Linked DNA regions of Homo sapiens: region 1 is linked to region 2. A link is a contact called in ENCODE Hi-C or POLR2A ChIA-PET data. All regions are on one chromosome and are shown on one strand. Each heading gives the region's core, a stretch centred on a gene start or an enhancer-like site at or near the end of the contact. The rest is flanking DNA. Distances are from core to core; before and after follow the strand shown.

The links. Hi-C counts contacts between places; a loop is a spot of excess contacts on that map. ChIA-PET counts read pairs that join two places held with the same protein, here RNA polymerase II (POLR2A). Pooled maps may share reads with other maps.
Region 1: a pooled map shows a loop between it and region 2 (4-fold over the local background). The contact joins the enhancer-like site here to the promoter of ARL6IP1 in region 2. A Hi-C loop is called at or near these places in 3 of 37 single-sample maps with no recorded cell type and 6 of 50 pooled maps. POLR2A ChIA-PET finds 5 or more read pairs at or near these places in 14 of 52 experiments (CD4-positive, alpha-beta T cell, CD4-positive, alpha-beta memory T cell, GM10248 and 9 more).

Annotation. Positions count from the first base shown.
Region 1 is chr16:18,765,712-18,771,292 of GRCh38, forward strand. No RefSeq gene overlaps it. Among named protein-coding and RNA genes, the nearest start is that of RPS15A, 22 kb to the right of the region's middle. Within about 2 kb of position 1,705, at least 2 of the 41 ENCODE cell types and tissues checked have a DNase peak (open chromatin) inside an H3K27ac peak, as active enhancers do.
Region 2 is chr16:18,799,746-18,805,418 of GRCh38, forward strand. It overlaps ARL6IP1 (ARL6 interacting reticulophagy regulator 1), which reads right to left and starts at 1,804. Exons shown (of 6, transcript NM_015161.3): 1 at 1,686-1,804. The coding sequence starts at 1,721. It overlaps SMG1 (SMG1 nonsense mediated mRNA decay associated PI3K related kinase), which reads right to left. Exons shown (of 63, transcript NM_015092.5): 63 at 5,115-5,673. RefSeq lists enhancers at 1,308-1,427, 1,648-1,727, 2,108-2,347.

The sequences.
Region 1 (5,581 bases), core at 455-2,954, 34 kb before region 2:
CCTCTGCCAGGGAAAATACCACTTGTAAAAATAAGAGGATTATTTGGCTGTGAAATTTGCTTAATAATTGAATAGAAAACTTATTTTGATTCCCCAGGAAAAACCCAGACATTAAGTAATGTAAATTCCTGTTCAGCCAGGAGCCAAATAAGCAGAAAATATGAATTATTAGAGTCCTCCCCAATGCCAGACCCACATTCTATTTCACAGGAAATAAACAAAGAAAAAAATTCTCTGACATGGGGATTTTTCTCTAACCAGCAAACTGTCAGAATGGGTTGGGGAGGGAACTGCCCGCATTTTCCCATCCTCCTTCCCCTCTCTCTCTCTATACCACGGCCCCTCAGAATCACTCACAGAGGACTAATCATATTCCTTGTGTCCATTTGTGAATCACTTGGATCCTCCAAGGGCTGGCGGAGGAGTGGCTCATGACCAGTCAATGTCATGAATAAGTGATCAATGTCCCAGAAGGGGGAAGCCATCAAGAAGCTGAGAATGGGCCGGGCGCGGTGGCTCACACCTGTAATCCCAGCACATCGGGAGGCCGAGGCGGGCAGATCACCTGAGGTCAGGAGTTCAAAACCAGCCTGGCCAACATGGGGAAACCCCGTCTCTACTAAAAATACAAAAATTAGCTGGGCATGGTGGCGGGCACCTGTAATCCCAGCTACTCAGGAGACTGACACAGGAGAATCGCTTGAATCTGGGAGGCGGAGGTTGCAGGGAGCCACAATCATGCCATTGGACTCCAGCCTGGGTGACAAGAGTGAAACTCTGTCTCAAAAAAGTAAAATAAAATACAATAACAAAAACAATAAATAAACAGAGAATGGGGTCAGCTCACCCAGCCGCATGTGGAAGCAGGCCAGGGCAGGATGAGGGACGGCTTGAGCAAATTTTACCTTTCACATGGTACAAAAGTGTTTTTATTTGTTCCAAGTAAATATCCAAGAGTTCAAAAAATAGTTGCAAAACATGATGTTCCCCACTCTCCTTTAAAAGTGATTAAGGCCAGGCACGTAATCCCAGCACTTTGGGATTAAGGCTCACGCCTGTAATCCCAGCACTTTGGGAGGCTGAGGCAGGCGGATCATGAGGTCAAGAGATCGAGACCATCTTGGCCAACATGGTGAAACCCCGTCTCTACTAAAAATACAAAAATTAGCTGGGTGTGGTGGCGTGCACCTGTAGTCCCAGCTACTTGGGAGGCTGAGGCAGGAGAATCATTTGAACCCAGGAGGCAGAGCTTGCAGTGAGCCGAGATCGCGCCATTGCATTCCAACTTGGGTGACAGAGCAAGACTCCATATCAAAAAAACAAAAAACAAAAAACAACAACAACAAGTGACTGATTAGCCAGGCGCAGTGGCTCATGCCTGTACTCTCAGCCTTTTGGGAGGCTGAGGCAGGATGACTGCTTGAGTCCAGGAGTTTGAGAACAGCTTGGGCAAGATGGTGAGACCTCATCTCTACAAAAAATAAAAAAAAAAATATTAAAAAATAGCTGGGCGTGGTGGCACATGCTGTGGTTCCAGCTACACAAGAAGCTGAGGTGGGAGGATCGCTTGAGCCCAGGAGGTGGAGGCTACAGTGAGCTGTGTTCTCACCACTGCCTTCCTGCCTGGGTGACAAAGCGAGAACCTGTCTCAAAAAAAATTTTTTTCATGAAAAAAACAGTGGCTGATTATACAAGCACATGTGATGTTAGAGAGTTAGCGAAAGTCCCACCTGTTTGTTTGGGTTCTGAAACTGATAGCAGCTGTTAGGATTTTCTGAACATTGATCCTGTGCCAGACACTGAACTAAACACTGAGCATGTTCACGCGTTTAATCCTCATGATAAGCCCATGAAGCCAATGCAGTGACTAAGACCGAAGCCAGGGTTTGAATCTGCCTCCTCCACACACTAGCTGTATGATCAAGTGACTTGACTTCTCTATGCCTCAGTTTCCTCTTCTATAAAATAGGTATAAAAATAGTACCCATCTTGGCTGGGAGCTGTGGCTGACGCCTATAATCCCAGCACTTTGGGAGGCTGAGGCGGGTGGATCACGAGGTCAAGAGATCAAGACCATCTTGGCTAACATGGTGAAACCCTGTCTCTACTGAAAATACAAAAATTAGCTGGTATGTGCCTGTAGTCCCAGCTACTCAGGAGGCTGAGGCAGGAGAATTGCTTGAACCCAGGAGGCAGAAGTTGCAGTGAACCCAGATTGCGCCACTGCACTCTAGCCTGGCAACAGAGCGAGACTCCATCTAAAAAAAAAAACAAAAAAACAAAAACAAATAGTACTCATCTTGTAAAACTGCTATGAAAATTATACGAGTTATATGAACAATATCTGGAACATAGTATGTGCCATAGAAGTATGGCATCATCTTTATCATCATCGTCATCATCACCACAGGCGAGATAACTGAAGCTCAAAGAAAGAAGGCTACACTATTTCCCCACAGTCCAGTTGACTCTCAGGCTCATCCTCAAGCCCTCCTTCCCCACATTCTTACGCACATGGTTGCTAGGCTGCATTCTTCAAGCCCCGTCCCTTGGATGCCTTGGGAAGTTGGAACATCACCTCTTCGCTCTGCTTTTGGAGCCATCGTGCTGGAAGGACAGCAGGCGTGGACCTCCTCTCCCTAGGCACCTACCCACCACCCGCAATGCAACCTCTTCACCTGGCACGAGGCACTCCTAGGAGCTCTCTCCAGCTTCCTCTTGCCATATTGTGTGCTTTTCGAAGAGGACGCAGACATGCAACCCCATCCCACAGCAGCCCACAACTTAAACAACAAAAGAGAACGCATCAAGCAGTGGTTTCTCCGTGTCTTTCACCACACCTGGGCACACTAACTCAGAACACATGCCCATCCACTCAGTCCCAAAGACACGACTCTTTTTTTTTTTTTTTAACTCTGTGCCTATGCTTACCCAAAGACAATACCGTTCTTCTTTCTTTTTTTTTTGTTTTAAACAAAAAAAAAAAGACAAAGTCTCGTTCTGTCGCCCAGGCTGGAGTGCAGTGGTGCCATCTCGGCTCGCTGCAGCCTCTGCATCCCTGGGCTGAAGCGATTCTCCTGCCTCAGCCTCTCGAGTAGCTGGGATTACAGGCGTGCACCACCACACCTGGCTAATTTTTGTTTTTTGTTTCTTTAGGTTTTTTATTTTTATTTATTTATTTATTTATTTTTTTCTTGAGACAGAGTCTCACTCTGTCCCCGAGGCCAGAGTGCAATGGCATGATCTCAGCTCACTGCAACCTCTGCCTCCCAGGTTCAAGCGATTCTCCTGCCTCAGCCTCCCAAGTAGCTGGGAATACAGGCATGCACCACCACGCCCAGTTTTTGTTTTGTTTGTTTTTTTTTGTTTGTTTTATTTTTTGGTATTTTTAGTAGAGACGGGGTTTCCCATGTTGACCAGGCTAGTCTTGAACTCCTGACCTCAGGTGATCCACCAGCCTCAGCCTCCAAAAAGGCTGGGATTACAGGAGCGAGCCACACAGCACCCCACCTAATTTTTGTATTTTTAGTAGAGACAGGGTTTCACCATGTTGGCCAGGCTGGTCTCGAACTCCTGATCTCAGGTGATCCACTTGCCTTGGCCTCCCAAAGTGCTGGGATTACAGGTGGGAGCCACCATGCCCAGCAAAGACTGTTCTTCCTAGTGAAGAAAGGAGACAGGAGAAAGATATCTGCTAACTCAAGATAATTTTGGTTTGCTCTTCCTCTGTGCCATTGTTCCCATTCCCGCAAACCCCATCACAAGGAGGAAAAAAAAAAAAAAAAAAAGAAAGGAAGAAAATTTTGACTGCTAGAAAGACCTTACCCAACATAAAAGCATTATGGATGCATTTGTTTACTCTAAAACTTTCTTGAAGACCTAGTATATGCCAGACACTGTGCCGAGTTCAGGACTCCACCTCTGCTGATGGAGCCCTTGTGATACAACAAAGACTTCTTGTTCTCTGAGGGTTTTTGCTATTCATGTGATTTGAATTAATAATAGTAATAACTCAACATCTCACTGGCCCACTGCCCTGCTGGCTCTCAAGGCGCTACGACTTCTGCAAAGTGCTCTCTCTTTAGGACTTTGTCCATGGTTTCCTTCATCTCTTTGAGTATATTTAAGACAGTCAATTTACACTCATTGTCGGCTGAGCATGGTGGCTCATGCCTGTAATCCCAGCACTTTGGGAGGCTGAGGCAGGCAGATCACTTGAGGTCAGAAGTTCAAGACCAGCCTGGCCAACATGGTGAAACCCTGTCTCCACTAAAAATACAAAAATTAGCTGGGCATGGTGGCGGGCATCTGTAATCCCAGTTACTTGGGAGACTGAGGCACGAGAATCACCTGAACCTGGGAGACAGAGGTTGCAGTGAGCCGAGATTATGCCACTGCACTCCAGCCTGGGTGACAGAGTGTGACTCCATCTCAAAAAAAAAAAAAAAAAAGTAATTGTCTAGCCTGGCATTGTGGTGCACACTTGTAGTTCCAGCCTACTCAGGAGGCTGAAGCAGGAGACTCACTCGAGCCCAGGAGATAGAGGCTGCAGTGAGCTATGATTGCATCACTGCACTCCAGCCTGAGTGACAGAGGGAGACCCTGTCTCTAAAAAAAAATTAAATAAATAAATTTTTTTAAAAGTCATTGCTGGGCTGGGCACAGTGGCTCACGCCTCTAATCCAGCACTTTGGGAGGCTGAGGCGGGTGGATCACGAGGTCAGGAGTTTGAGACCAGCCTCACCAACATGATGAAACCCCGTCTCTACTGAAAATGCAAAACTTAGCTGGGCGTGGTGGCGCACACCTGTAATCCCAGCTACTCAGGAGGGTGAGGCAGGAGAATCGCTTCAACCCCAGAGGCGGAGGTTGTAGTGAGCCAAGATCGTGCCATTGCACTCCAGCCTGGGCGACAGAGTGGGACTCTGTCTCAAAAAAAAAAAAAAAGTCATTGCCAGTAAGACCAATACCTGGGTTGCCACAAGGACAGTATCTAGTCATTTCTTTCTTGCCACAAATGAGTGGAACTTTATTATTTCTTTCCATGCCATGAGGGTTTTTGTTGACATTTTCAATTTATGGCAACACTGAAAATCAGATTCTCCTCCCTCCCCAGGGTCTATTGTTGCTCTCTATCGTGGGTTGCTGTGGTTTGCTTGTTTGGTAAATTTTCCAAACTATTTTTGTAAAGTCTGTATTCTTTGTGTTTCTGTTTCTGTTTTTTTTTTTGTTTTGTTTTGTTTTTTCTGTTCTGTTCTTTTTGCTTGTTTCTGTCCTTTTTGCTTGTCAGTCAGCTGGTATTTTGAGAGCTACCTAAAATGGCTGAAGCCAACAAATAAAGAAGAATAAAAGGGAAGAAACAAGAAAACAGGAGAAATAAAGAGAAAGAAAGAGAGAGAGAAAGAAGGCAGGCAGTCAGAAAGGAGAGAAAGGAAGGAAGGAGGGAAGGAAGGAAGGAAAGAAGGAAGGGAGGGAGGGAGGGAGGAAGGAAGAAAAGAAAAACACTATCCTAGTCTTTGCAAATTGGATCTGTTTGGGGCACTCTCTCAACCCTTAACCAAGCCATTTATACTCTGCCTTA
Region 2 (5,673 bases), core at 554-3,053:
CTCAATACAGTGTTTCTTACCACTCAGGATGTCATTTTGATTATACTTCAAATTTCTCTGACTCTGAACAGCCGAAAGTGGGCCTCTAGGATGAGCTAATGTGGCAAAAGCCCTTAAAGCTGGTTTTGGTAAAGGAAGAAAAATTTAGAATAAGAAACTCAAGTGTCTCTATGTTATCAGGCTGGATGCAGTGGATCACGCCTGTAAACCCAGCACTTGGCGGGTCGGGGGGGATTGCTTGAGCCCAGGAGATCGGGACCAGCCTGGGCTGAGACCTTGTCTCTTTGTAAAAGTCATTCACTGGAAATCATGCAAATGACAGAACAAGGCACTTAATCTTAACAAAGACGCTCGCTATCTGTGCCACGCTGAGCACTAGTGTGATCTCAATATTTCTGACTTTATATTCCATGCTTAATACTAGTGAAAGAGACTACTATGTGTGGGCACTCTGCTGAGCATTCATATTTATACTTCAATTAATCTTCCTAACAACCCTTAAAAAAAGGTGTTATTACTGTCCCCATTTTACCAAGGAGGAAACAGATACAGAGGTTAACTGATCTGCATCCAAGAAATCCACGACCAAAGGCGTTGCTTTCCTTAGAGTTATATTGCTCTGCTGGAAGGAGAGTTGGGAAGCAGGAGCTCTAGCCCAGGATTTGTCATTTCAACAGGGCTTGAGCTACTTCTCTGTGCTTCAATTAATCCTCTTAAAAAGATCCACGCTGAGAACTAACTATGCTAGAAGGAGCGTGTGTTTAAAGGAACAAACCATGCATTTCTAAAAGCAAATATAAAATCACGCACAATCAAAACTGCCCTGAAGTCACGTCATTGGCCAGCGTCTGGGGTCTTGGAAGTTCAAAAGCCCCTAAGTAAATTCTTTGGTTCCGTTTTTCATTGCTGGTATGTGACCTACAGTCACCAGGGAAGGGCAACTGAGAATATGCAAGGATATTTCTCTTGTTTTTTGCCCACAAGGTGCGCTTAAATTCATAACAAATAAAAATGTGTCCGCCTATGATACCATCTCACTGCAGTTCCTTCGGATCCCTGCTTATTACTCTAAAGCTGTTTCCAGTAGTCCTGTGACCCCACCCCCGCCAGACTTCCAAATTCCAGACAAACGCCAAGACATCCCATTGTCTGTTCAGCTGGACCCCGCTCCCGGTTCCCCACGGTGAGCTCGCAGCCTCCCTGTCGTTTTAAGTTGTACCAGCTCTAAGATAAATTCTGGGCAGTAGCCCTTTGACCCTCCACCCTTGTCCAAGTTTTAGGGGGAAAAGAAGGCAGGCACATCCAGGTTAAGATCAAAGACGGGGAAAGCCGAATACGGCTGGGGCCTGAGCCGCGAAAGCGCTGGACAGGCCCCAGGAGGCCTTCTGCCCCCACCCGCACCCCAGGCTAGTGTCGCAGCCCCTCTGCCTCCCACTTCCTCCTCGACTCCTACTCGCGGTGATGAATCACGCGCCCTCCTCGCCCCGTCGCGCACCGTCCCCAGGAAAGGTAAGGGTTCGACACCCAGGAGTCACCCAAGAAGCCCGAGGGCCAGGCATCGTCGCCTGCCCAGGGAGAGAAGGGCCGGGCCCGCGGCGGGTGACAGGGACGAGGCCGCGGTGTTTGAGCCCACGGACGTCTGGAGGCCTCGCTCGGCTCCCGGGGGACAGGCAGCCAGGACTCACCAGCAGGTTGGTGCTGCGATTATCTCCCTCCGCCATCGTCTCGGGGATGCAGTCTCTACAAGCGCAGGCCACCTCCCCAACGAGTCCTCCAACCGAAACCCGCACACCAACCACAACCCGAGGGAACGCCCCGCAGGCTGCTTATATGGGTCGGCCGCCCTTCCCGACGGCCCCCGCGACGCTCGCTCCTCATTGGACAGACCGAGCTTACGCCTCAAGGAAGCCGGGCCAACCGAAGCTCAGCGCATGGCTTGAAATCGAGGTCAAAGGAGACAGAGGCAGCGCCGGGCCGAGGGGGAGGGGACACGGAGTGCCCAATCAGCGCCCAGGGACTGCGCGACGCCCCGCCCAGCGCTGTGGGAAGCGGTTCAACCGCCTCTGCAGGGGGCGCTGTCCCTCAGTGGTTCTCCGGCTCTTGCCGCTGCGGTGGCTTTGGGTCCCTCTTCGTCTGGCTTTCGCAGCCGAGGAGACTCTCTGGAAAATGGGCTACTCGAAGAGAGATGCTCCGTTGCCTCAGGCGGAGGGCGGGGACGCCGGGCCTGCGACACTTCATCTTTTCCTGGCCCCGAGGTGGCTGGGATCCGTTCCACCTTCGGCCCAGTTCCCCAGCCAGGCCCCTGAGCCGTTTAGCCCGGATTTGCGACCCGTGAGGTTTTGAGGACAAGTGAAAAGAGCTCTTTGTGTGGATTTTGCTGCAATGTTTCTCTCCTACCCAGTAGGAATGAGGCCTTAGCTTGCGCGGAAAAACCCAGGCCTGGTTTGAGAACGTGTGAAAATGCACCGCCTTCTAAGTGGCTTTATTATACGTGGATGTTTAAGTTACTTAAACTACAAGCTCCCTCTCCAAAAGGATTCTTTTTTTTTTTTTCTTTTTTTTTGAGACGGAGTCTCGCTATGTTGCCCAGCCTGGAGTGCAGTGGCGCGATCTTGCTCACTGCAAGCTCTGCCTCCCGGGTTCACGCCATTGTCCTGCCTCAGCCTTCCAAGTAGCTGGGACTACAGGCGTCCGCCAACACGCCTGGCTAATTTTTTGTATTTTTAGTAGAGACGTAGTTTCACCGTGTTAGGATGGTCTCGATCTCCTGACCTCGTGATCCGCCCGCCTCGGCCTCCCAAAGTGCTAGGATTACAGGCGTGAGCCACCGCGCCCGGCCAGAATTGTTTGTTTGTTTGTTTGAGACGAAGGAGTCTCGCGCTCCGTGGCCCCGGCTGAAGTGCAGTGGCGCGATCTCTGCTCACTGTAACCTCCATCTCCCGGGTTCAAGTGATCCTGGCGCGTCAGCCTCCCGAGTAGCTGGAATTACAGACGCCCGTCACTACGCCCGGCTAATTTTTGTATTTTAATAGAGACGGGGTTTCGCTATTTTGGCCAGGGTGGTCTGGACCTCCTGACCTCAAGATATCCGCCCGCCTTAGCCTGCCAAAGTGCTGGGATTACAGGCGTGAGCTACCGCGCCCGGCCAAAAGGATAGTTCTTGACACGACCTTTCTTCCATTAGAGGTCAAGCTAAGAAAATATGTAAACCCTCTCACAAGCAGTAGAATTCCTAGGCAGTTTAGGAACTGTGTTGAGGCACTTGTACATCTTTTCTATCCAGGATTTCAAATGCAGTAACAAGTGCTTTGATCTTTTTTTTTTTTTTTTTTTTTTTTTTTTCTTTTTTTCTTGAGACACAGCCTGGCTCTGTTGCCCAGGCTGTAGTGCAGTAGCCACCGCGCCCGGCCGATTTTTCATCGTTTGATACAAACAGAATCATGCCAAATGTCCGGATCAGATGTTTGTTTCAGGTGAATTAACTATAGTTTTAACTTCCAACCTTTTATCTTTTTTACAGGTTTTAACTTCCAATCTCATGGTCATTTGTATTCGGCCATTGAATTTAAATTTATTTTTAAAATGTTCCTTAAGTAACCACCAGGTTCTTAAATGTTCAAGGAAGTCATAAATGTGAGAGAACATAGCTGCAGACCACATACTGCCCCTAAGAGAGCTGGGCAAGGGCAGGAGCATTGTGAATTTCATGGAAGGGTGTCAATTTGCTGTGGGTCTTTCGGGGAAAGGGGAGTGAAGTATCTGAATCAGGGAGAAGCACTTGAAAAAAAGTCTTTGCAAGGGAAGCTGACTGTTCAATAAAGTGCCACTTTGGAGAATGTTGGGGTAAAGAAGTTGTAAAGGCAGGATACAGCCAGTTGACAGAGACGCTATTTGGAGAGATTTTAAAGCTATGGAGTCTGAGGAGCAGGTTCTTCTCCACGCCCCTAAAAAAAAAAAAATACAAATGGGGAGGCAGGGAAGATCCCTTGAGCCCAGGAAATAGAGGCTGCAGTGAGCTATGATTGCACCTATGCACTTAAGCTTGGGTGACAGAGCAAAAAACCTGTCTCAAAAAAAAAAAAAAAAAAAAAAGTCAAAAAGATCGAAGCAATCAGCAGCCACATAATTAGTGAATATGTTGAGCACTGGGTATGTGATCTTGCTAGACCCACAGTAATAGCCACTTCCAAAAGAGAGGGTATTTTATTAGGGTTTAAAACTGACATTTCTACTTTTGGGAAATCAGCTTTTGCTGCAGAATATGCTTCTTGTTTTCACCCAAGTTTTCCATGCACAACTTAAGACTTGTTAACACCAGCTTGTGAAATGAAGGTAGGTGAAAAAAACAGAAGCAACTGAAACAGCAGTTTCTCCACTTAGTATTTTTTGTTACTTAACAATGTATTCCCATACCTATTTCTAAATGCACAGCCCTGCTATATGGTCTCTCACTAAATTTCCGATTGGTCTAATTATTAAAAAACACCCACCCTTAACATAGCTTTCTTTAGAGCTTTGTTTTTGTCCTACAGAGACAGGATGTGATCTTTTGAAATGTGCCAGATGACTAAGCAGTTAACACAAATCTTACTAACTTCATTTAGCAGCAACAAATGCAATCTCCAAGATATAAAGCCAAGCTGGACATTTTCTATTTTTTTTCAGAGGTTTCACACTCCAAGGAATGCACCTATCTGTCAATAATGATCTACGGGAATTTTGTTTTTAAATACTGCCAAAATTAAGCTTTATAAATTGGGCCTTAACACAAAGAATTTTATCGTTGAAGTAGAATTTCTACTGCTATTCAAAAATACAACAGATGTTTGAGAATAAAATAGTTACTTTTCTGAGAATTTAGGGGTCTTTTTTGAGGTATTAGTGCTATTCAGAAAAAAAAGACTAGGCTTGGCTCGGCTTAGTGGCTCAGGCTTGTAATCCCAGCACTTTGGGAGGCTGAAGTGGGAGTGTAACTTGAGCCCAGGAGTTCGAGATCAGCCTGGGCAACATAGGGAGACCCTGTCGTTTTGTTTTTTCAAGCTACCCAGGTTCCAAAAGGTTTCAAGTTTTCCAAAATCTATTTTGACCAATAAATTCAGAACTTAAATGCTGTATCTTTTGAGACTGAACCTTTATTTTCTGAAAAACAGGTATTTCATACAATCTTTGCCATGTTAATGCAAATATGCACAAAGTAGGCATGTATTTGTTTTCCAAAAGATGCATTATGAACATTTTCAGGAAGCTGGTGTGATTTATTCAACTTTTAAATACAATCACAAAATTATATCCATCAGGAGGCATTACAACCTTTTGTACAGAAAAGCCACTATTTATACATTGTTACTAAGACAAGGAAGATTCAGTTCAACTCAACTTGCTCTTAGAATAAGGGTAAAAAGTAAATTAACAAGTAAGTGAAGTATGATGTTGTTGCCACTGACATTACAGGTGGAAATATAAGGGAAATTTAAACCAGAAAAATGACACAATAACTTTAAAGAGGAGCTGAAACTTTGTCAAAAAAAGAAAAAACTATTAGCCTGTTTTCAAAGAAAAACATTCTAAAAGTGTGCATTTCAGAACATAGAATTCTTCTAAGTTTACCATCTTCAAAAATCTTCTAAATTGTATGACACTTTTACATTAGCACAACAAACAGCTTTTTCTAAG